2 separate regions of the Homo sapiens genome follow, and region 1 is linked to region 2. A link is a contact called in ENCODE Hi-C or POLR2A ChIA-PET data. All regions are on one chromosome and are shown on one strand. Each heading gives the region's core, a stretch centred on a gene start or an enhancer-like site at or near the end of the contact. The rest is flanking DNA. Distances are from core to core; before and after follow the strand shown.

Region 1 (4,611 bases), core at 1,390-3,889, 140 kb before region 2:
TATTTTTTTATTGATACATAATAGGTGTGTATATGTTCAGGGTCTCCAGCGATTCTTTTCAAAAACACAGATCGCTTACACGTGTCTCCAAAGTCTGAGGTCTCCCAGACATTATTATCCCTACACACTCTTGACTTTCCATTTCTTAAGAGTCCAGCTCAGCAGCAGCAGCCCTCATTGTCTCACCCAGTTTGGGTAGCTCATCTTTCCTTTTGCAAACTCAAAGCCCTTTCTTTTGGGAGTGTGAAGCCACTGAATCTAAGCAGTGGAAGAGGAAATGAAAGCACAGAGTGGGAGAGAGGCAGATCCAGGATCTTCAGCTGGGTGCATGGCTGGATCTACACTTAAATCTGTGTCTGGGGGCCAGGCACAGTGGCTCACACTTGTCATCCCGCACTTTGGGAGGCCAAGGAGGGTGTATCACCTGAGGTGAGGAGTTCCAGACCAGCCTTGCCAACATGGTGAAACCCCGTCTCTACTAAAAATACAAAAATTAGCTGGGCATGGTGGCACGTGCCTATAATCCCAGCTACTCAGGAGGCTGAGTCAAGAGAATGGCTTGAACCCAGGAGGCGGAGGTTGCAGTGAGCCAAGATCATGCCATTGCACTCCAGCCTAGGTGACAAGAGCAAAACTCTGTCTCAAAAATAAATAAATTAATAAATAAATTAATTAATTAATTAAATCTGTGACTGGGTGCATGGCTGGGTCTATGGCTGGGTTGACTTCTGGGTCCACAACTGGGTCTATGGGTGAGTCTATGGCTAGGTTCATGGCTAGACCTATGGGTGTCTATGACTCAAGAGCTATAGGTGTCTATGGCTTATGTGGCTGGGTCCACAGCTGGATTCATGGATGGGTCTATAGGTGAGTATATGGCTAGATCCATGGCTGGGTCTATGGCTCAGTCCATGCCTAGGTCTATGGATGGGTCCACAGCTGAGTCCGTGGCTGGGTCTATGGCTGGGAGTGTGGCTGGGTCTATGAGTGAGTCTATAGCTGGGCCTATAGCTGGGTCCATGGCTGGATCTATGAGTGAGTGTATGGCTGGGTCTATAACTGGGTATATGGCTGGGTCCATGGGTGAGTCTATGGCTGAGTCTGTGGCTAGGTCCATGGCTGGGTCCACAGAAAGACCTGCCTTCGACTCTAGTCAACTGGCCCCAGAGCCCTGGCCTGGGACTCCTGAGGATGAAATATGTATAGTGTAGTGAGTAGAGCCCAGGTGATCTTGTTTGTAGCTCCAGTTCTGCCGCAGGCTAACCTTGTGGTCTCAGATCAGTCTTGTTCCTGTTCTGAGTCTCGGTTTCACATTTATACAATGAGCCAATGAGGACAAGATCATAGTTTTTACTGTGTTTCATGGAGGCCTAGGGTTCTGATGAAGTTCTTCCAAGACCTGGCAGGGATGGTGGAGGTTGCAAGTTGGAGGTTGGCTTCACCCATCATCTCCTCTAACCAGAACAGCTTGGCATCAATCAAGCTCCCTCACAAGACTTCGTTTAAAAATAAGATTGGAAATTAAAAATAAGATTGGAAAGACTGGAAACCAACCATGTGTTCATCTCTAAAATCTGGCTAGTAAATTATCATACAGCCACAAAATAGAATACAATACAGTTGGGAAAATGAAGGTGCTCTCAAAATGATTTAAAAAAAATGTCTCCAGGATATAGCAAATTTAAAAAGCAAGATATGGAAGGATGTCTAGTGTGCTAAATTTTTTTTTGTTTTTGTTTTTGTTTTTGTTTGTCTGTTTGTTGTTTGTTTTTGAGACAGAGTTTCACTCTTGTTGCCCAGGCTGGAGTGCAATGGCATGATTTCGGCTCACCACAACCTCCGCCTCCCAGGTTCAAGCGATTCTCCTGCTCAGCCTCCTGAGTAGCTGGGATTACAGGAATGCACCACCATGCCCAGCTAGTTTTGTATTTTTAGTAGAGACAGGGTTTCTCCATGTTGGTCAGGCTGATCTCGAGCTCCCAACCTCAGGTGATCCGCCCACCTCGGCCTCTCAAAGTGCTTGGATTACAGGCATGAGCCATTGCACCAGGCCTAGTATGCTAATTTTTATATAATTAAAGGGGAGAATTAAAAATAAATATCTATATGTTTGATTTGCATACAGAAGCCCTGGAAGGATGCATACGAAGCTAATGTGTACCGTCCTGTGGTATCAGGTGGGGTGGGGGTGGCCAGGGGGAGAGTAGATGAAGCTGCAGGTGGAAATGACATTTCTCAATGTATACCTTCTCATAGCACTTTGATATTTGAATCACGCACATATATTACCTTTTCAAAAAACTAAAACTTAAATTTAAAAAATATACCAAGTGAAAAAAAGGGACAGGGGAAAATAAGCTGGCCAGATGATCTCTAAGTTCCCTTGTTGCTTTGATGATCAGGCTGGTGGGGGAGGTAAGGAATGCCCACACATGCCTGTCACCAAAGGCAGATGGGGAAGGGAGAGGCCTTGGGTCCAGGAACTGGGGAGGAGAAGCTGTGCCCCCAGGTCCATGTGCGGGTTCTCTGGGGCTTCTGCCAGTCCTGCTGCATAAACAGCCCATGCAGATGGCCCCTGGTGCCCAAGCCTCAGGCCCTGTGCTCCCTCCCCTGACTGGCCTGGGCTCCCTCTCTCCCAGGAGTGGAGGCCAACGGCTACCCCTCATCAGCCTGCCAGCTGGGAGTGGCCCCACCACTGGCCAGTGGGACAGAGCCTCCTCCACGCAGGGCTGTCTCCAGCTGACGCCAGCCCCAGACTGTGGCCTGAGCCGCGTCCAGGACAGAGCCCAGGGCACAGATGTTCCCATTCTCTGGCTCTGGATGAGCTTCTTGGAAAAATCATGGAGCCAGCCTTCCTCAATCCACCTTTGAGTGGAGAGAAGAGGGGCCCTTCTCTCCTGCAGCCACTGGCACCTGGCTGCCCGCCCTCGGGGGCCGGCCACAGGCTGCTGATCCATGCGGCCCTTGTCTGTGTGGCTGGCTCCTGTCCGAAGGTCACTGAAGGGAGGCAGGCCGGCTGGAGAGAGAGAGGGCGGCAGAGGCTTCCATCAGCCCTGTCTAAAGTTCTTCATGCTCTCTCTGGCTTTTTCTGGGTGGCTCACCAACAGGAAGTGGTCTGGCTAAGACGAAGGGCAGCTGCTGCAGGACCCCTGAGTGGGACATTGCAGCCAGACCAGGACTGACATGAGTCCAGGAGGAGGGAGAAGGGGCTCTGTGTTTATTGCGATACTGTGATGTTGCCAAGCTTTGCAGTGAGACAGACTTGCATTCAAATCCAGGTTCTGCCACGGAGTAACTGCGACTTTAAGCAAGTTATGTAGTGTACTCTCTGAGCCTCAGTTTCATCATCTATAAAATGGGGGAAGGTAAAATGAAATAGGGGTAATAAATCACCTAATCAGAGAGTTGCTGCTGAAAAAATATTGCCTATTCTTCCCCTCTGGGGTATAAGATACAAGGTCAATGCCAGACAGGGTTTAAGACCCTGAAGCCAACTGCCAGGATCCTAGCTCTGCCTAGGGCACCTAATTCACAAGACTGCTGGGAGGAACGAAGGAATTGAGAGTGGTGCTTGGCATGCAGTGAGTGTTATATATTACTTCTTTTTATCATTGTTATGTCAACAACTGCCCACTTTAACCCATATCCTTGTAGGTCCTTGTGTGAGCTGGAATCCCAGGGCCTTTTCTGTCGCCACGCTGGTCTGCTGAGGGTTCGTTCACCAGTTGGCCTTTTCTGAGTCGGCTTCTGAACAGGGATTGGGAAGGGGGTGGGGAAAGCTCAGTTCAACCCCATCCCCCTCAGGGTGGGGACCACAATTCCCCTCACCCGCACTTCAACCAGCATCTGTTTTTCATAAACCCCTTCAGTCTTATGCCTGGGAAGGAGAGTGAATTTCCTTAGGCAACAAAGCCCTCCAAAACCACCCATCATGGGATGGGCGGATCCTGCTGGGCCTCCTTCCCACTCTGCATCTGGACCTGCAAACCCTAGGGCCATCGCCACCTCTCGCACCTCTGCCAAGAGACGTTGCTTCCCTTGTCCAGGCCACAGCCTGCCTGCCCCTCCGTCTCCTGGCTGGCCACTGCTGCCAGCTGCATGCCATCTCCTAGGCTGCCTGATGACTGTGGCCCTCAAGTCCATGCTGAGCTCAGAGCCAGTGGCCCCCCAACCCAGAACTGCTGCCACCCAGTGGCACTCTCAGTGCCAGCCTGGGACCGCTCTTCAAGAGAACCCCTTAAAAGAAAGAGCATGTGAGCCTTCCTAGTGCCTCAGGCAGAAGGACGGACTTCCAGGGTATTCCGCTCCTGGCCCCTGACAGAGGCTGGCAGGGCCCCATCTTCCCATTATCCTGCCCCTTCCCATGAGCTTTCTCTTCGTTCCTTCCATAAACTCAGTTCAAGATTTGTTTTCGGTGTCAATGAAAACTTGCTCAAATATAGGTACATAAAAAAATAGTCTTCCATTTCTTCAAACAAATGAGGCAAGGCAACCGCCAGCTCACTGAGTCGCCAAAATTTTGGTAGGAAGCCATTACTTTTGTATTAAAACAAGACCTCATATGTTATGAGTATATTGTTATGGTCCTATTAGGGAATAGAATGCAATCGT
Region 2 (4,266 bases), core at 210-2,709:
GCCACTCTTAACTCTTGAAGTAAATAAATAATCTTTGCTGGCAGGACTATGCTGAATCTCCTTAGGCACTCTCTAATCAGATATCCTGAGTCATCCCAATTCTTAGACCTTTTATACCTGTTTTTCTCCTTTTGTTATTCCATTTGGTTTCTCAATTCATCCAAAACCATATCCAGGCCATCACCAATCATTCTATATGACAAATGTTTCTTCTAACATCCCCACAATATCACCCCTTACCACAAGACCTCCCTTCAGCTTAATCTCTCCCACTCTAGGTTCCCACGCCACCCCTAATCCCGCTTGAGGCAGCCCTGAGAAACATCGCTCATTCTCTCTCCATACCACCCCCCAAAAATTTTTGCCGCCCCAACACTTCAACACTATTTTTATTTTTCTTATTAATATAAGAAGGCAGGAATGTCAGGCCTTTGAGCCCAAGCCAAGCCATCGCATCCCTTGTGACTTGCACATATAAGCCCAGATGGCCTGAAATAAGTGAAGAATCACAAAAGAAGTGAGTATGCCCTGCCCCACCTTAACTGATGACATTCCACCACAAAAGAAGTGTAAATGACCGGTCCTTGCCTTAAGTGATGACATTACCTTGTAAAAGTCCTTTTCCTAGCTCATTCTGGCTCAAAAAGCACCCCCACTGAGCACCTTGCGACCCCCACTCCTGCCCGTGAGAGAACAAGCCCCCTTTGACTGTAATTTTCCTTTACCTACCCAAATCCTATAAAACAGCCCCACCCTTATCTCCCTTCGCTGACTCTCTTTTCGGACTCAGCCCACCTGCACCCAGGTGAAATAAACAGCTTTATTGCTCACACAAAGCCTGTTTGGTGGTCTCTTCACACGGACGCCCATGAAAGTGACTGCACCCATCCCAGCAGCAGTGTATGAGGCTTTTGATTTCTCCACCTCCTCACCAGTATGTGATATCTTCCTTTTAAAGATATTATAGCCATCCTAAGGGGTATGAAGTAGTATCTCATTGTTTTGATTTGCATTTCTCTGATAATTAATGATGTTGAAGGTCTTTTTGTTAGGGAAGCAGGAGCCTACGAGAGCCAGAGTGACATCATTTTAAAATCAACTCCATCTTAAAACTAGCAAGGCAAATTCCCTGTTAGTCAGAGATGATCAATACAATCTCAGTCTTCAAGGTGCTCGCCATCTAGAAGATAACAGAGTAGGAAGTTTCTCAGCATCTAATCAATAGGTGAAAAATTAATTCTATTCATATTTTTTCAAATGTGCCCAGCAGGTGCAGAGACACTGCCATTGGGACTCACAGAGATTGCCAGGTTAGGTGCCATTTTAATTTTTCCTTCGGAGCCATGGAGCCTCTACGGCTTCGATCCTTCCTCCGGGCACAAGGGTGCGCTGTACCTGTCTCTTAGTGTTGGCTGAACAGTGCCGTGCTCTCCCCTACTTCCCTTTTTGCTGGGCCGCAGTTCCGGTGGCTGGCGGAAACGGGAACGTGCAGCCGCGGGTGCAGGAGTCCTGGGGCATGGCGGGGGCGGGGCAGGGGGAGGCGCGCACAGAACAGGCTGGGGCATCCCTCGCCCTGGCTCTTTGAGCCCGGACCAGACAGGTGAGGACTTACCATTTTTGGCCCAGCCTCCAAGCCCGTCAGACCCTCCCCGGCAGGCTCCTCCCTGCATGACGCTGATGCCCAGAGGCCCCGCGGCCCCCGCCCTCCCTCAGCATTCTCTTCCCTTTGAGGCCCCGCCCCAGGCTTTTCTTTCCGGGGGCGCCCTTTTGGGTATGTGTGCCCGCCCCTTGGCATCCCCTTCTGGTTTAGAGGCCGTCGCAAGGAATTGAGGGACATGTGCACCTTCTCCCATAGGGAAACTGAGACCCAGCAAGGGTAAAGGACTTAGTACCACACAGTGAGTTAGTGTGTTGTACCCAGGGGTGTTAGAGAAAACGCCACACTTTGAGACGAATTAAGAGTCCTTTATTAGCCGGTGACCGAGAGACCGCTAACGCTCAAAATTCTCTCGGCCCTGAGGAAGGGGCTTGATTAACTTTTATACCTTGGTTTAGGAAGGGGAGGGGGGGTCTAGTTAAAACAATTTTACAGAAGTTAGGTAGTCAAAAAGTTAAAAGGATAAATGGTTACAGGAAAGTAAACAGTTCCAGGTGCAGGGGCTTTATGACTATTACAAGGTGATAGACGTGGGGCTTTGGGTGTTATCAATCAGATGAATTCTTGGGGACTGTGGATATAGCTTGCCACAGTATCTTATCAGTTAATTGCATTCTTGGATGTGCTGGGAGTCAGCTTGCACAAGTTAAGTCCTTGAGGAAGGGGCTGCCAGTGAAAGAGCCAAGATGGAGTCTGTCTGGCTCTCTTAGCTAAGGGAGAGTCTAAAAACAGAGTTAGTAAAAACCAGGTTGGGCATTACATTCCCCACTTGTGTTTTTGGGGAATCAAATCATTGATTCCTCAGTTTTAACAAGGGGAGTCTTAAGATACATAAGTTTGACAGAAGCTATGCATTGTTTTACAAAATTAAGAAACCAATTTAATATACAAGGCCTAAAAATTAAACTTAATAGTATGATGAGGAGAGGTCCAGCTAACCCAGTGATTAAAGTAGTTAGCCAGGGGTTCCAGTGGAACATGTTTTGATACCAGGGGATGTTATTTTCTCGTTCCTGTTGTTGCCTATCTAGATATTCTCGAACTTTTTGGAGGGTATCTTTTATGACTAAGAATGGTGGAGGAACAGTTAAATCAACTTTGTCAGGGGGTTTCTGGAACATAGGGTCACCTAGAGCAGTTAAAGGCCCGATTGGCTTGGGTGGGCTCCATGAGACCAGGATTTTTATTTCTATTATTTATTTATTTATTTTGGATGGTGAACATAGTCCCAACATCAAATCCTGGAATATAAAATGTTAATTTCCATGACATGCCGTAATATTATTGTAAGAGGATTACAATTTTTTTTTTAGTACATAATTTAGGATGAGAAGCACGAGTTACCGAATGAAGATCTGGTTGATCCCCCAGAGTAGGTGGCTAAGTTTACACATGTCCAATCAGGGCAGAAAAACTGATAAGTATCTCGACAGCTAGCGTCAGGGTGATTCCCAGGACAGAGGTAAAAGTCAACATTTTGGAGTTCTTTTTCTGCACCTTTGGCACTTCCACACATCCAGTTTGGCTCCCAGAGCACCCAAATCCTGCTACAAGGTCGACACTTCCTGCTTTTGGGACAAGCAGATTGTGTTGCTCTTCGTGGGTACAGGCTGGCTTTGGGAACAGTATACATAAAATCAACTGCAAAGGAGACTTCCTTAGAGGTACCGGCCCTCCAAGTGGTGTTTGCAAATACACGTCCTGACTTAGGCACAGTTTTAGAAGGGGCCTGACCGAGGCCTGGGGACCCCTGTTTTTAGTAGGGCTCTGTTGGCCTTTTTGATGCAGGAGTGATGAATCTAAGCAGGAATGCCATCCACCTTCAGAGCCATTGGCGTGAGGATGACGGTGTGAAGTCTTTTCAAAGCAGGAGTGAGTCCTTGTTTCTGAAACTTTTTAACAAACACTAGTTCTCCTGGCTGGAACGAATGGCAGGACCCCGTCTGGTTAGGAATTGGATTGGGATGGTTTCCTTGAACAAGTGGCAGGGTGATATCTTGTACCTGTTGGGGAGATTGTAGGTACTGTAATAAATTAGCTTGTGATATTTCTGCCAGTTGGGCATCTCTTAGCTTAAGCAAGATAGGCGGCGCCCTCCCATACATGATTTTAAAAGGTGAGAACCTAGCCTGATAAAGGGTGCACCTTACTCTAAGTAGGGCTAAAGGAAGGAGACTTACCCAATTTTTACCGGTTTTTAAAATTAATTTTGTAAGAGTGTCTTTTTAGGGTGCGGTTCATGTGTTCTACCTGCCCAGAGCTCTGGGGTCGATAGGCACAATGGAGCTTCCACTGAATGTTTAACGCCTAACTGACCCACTGAGCTATGGACGAGGTGAAGGCAGGTGTATTATCACCCTGCGGCAGCAGGCAGCCCATATTGAGGGATGATTTTATTGAGTAGGAACTTAACTACCGTATTGGCAGTTTCATTTTTGGTAGCAAATGCTTCAGTCTATCTGGAGAAGGTGTCTACTAGTACTAGAAGCTATTTGTACCTAGCCCGGTGTGGTTTTACTTCTGTAAAGTCAATTTCCCACTTTTCTTCTGGCGAGTTTTCTCAGAGACGGTGGCCTAGGCTGGGTTTAGAACCTTGCTTGGCATTTACC

Evidence for each region. Hi-C counts contacts between places; a loop is a spot of excess contacts on that map. ChIA-PET counts read pairs that join two places held with the same protein, here RNA polymerase II (POLR2A). Pooled maps may share reads with other maps.
Region 1: a loop to region 2 is called in a map with no recorded cell type, with 6 times the contacts of the local background. The contact joins the enhancer-like site here to the promoter of DET1 in region 2. A Hi-C loop is called at or near these places in 4 of 37 single-sample maps with no recorded cell type and 2 of 50 pooled maps. POLR2A ChIA-PET finds 5 or more read pairs at or near these places in 2 of 52 experiments (H1 and Panc1).

Annotation. Positions count from the first base shown.
Region 1 is chr15:88,680,184-88,684,794 of GRCh38, reverse strand. No RefSeq gene overlaps it. Among named protein-coding and RNA genes, the nearest start is that of ISG20, 43 kb to the right of the region's middle. RefSeq lists an enhancer at 1,370-1,429. Within about 2 kb of position 2,639, at least 3 of the 41 ENCODE cell types and tissues checked have a DNase peak (open chromatin) inside an H3K27ac peak, as active enhancers do.
Region 2 is chr15:88,543,874-88,548,139 of GRCh38, reverse strand. DET1 (DET1 partner of COP1 E3 ubiquitin ligase) reads left to right here and starts at 1,459. Exons shown (of 5, transcript NM_001144074.3): 1 at 1,459-1,600. It overlaps LOC124903547 (a long non-coding RNA gene), which reads right to left and starts at 1,555. Exons shown (of 2, transcript XR_007064748.1): 1 at 1,299-1,555; 2 at 807-1,180. RefSeq lists an enhancer at 1-729 and a silencer at 1,296-1,655.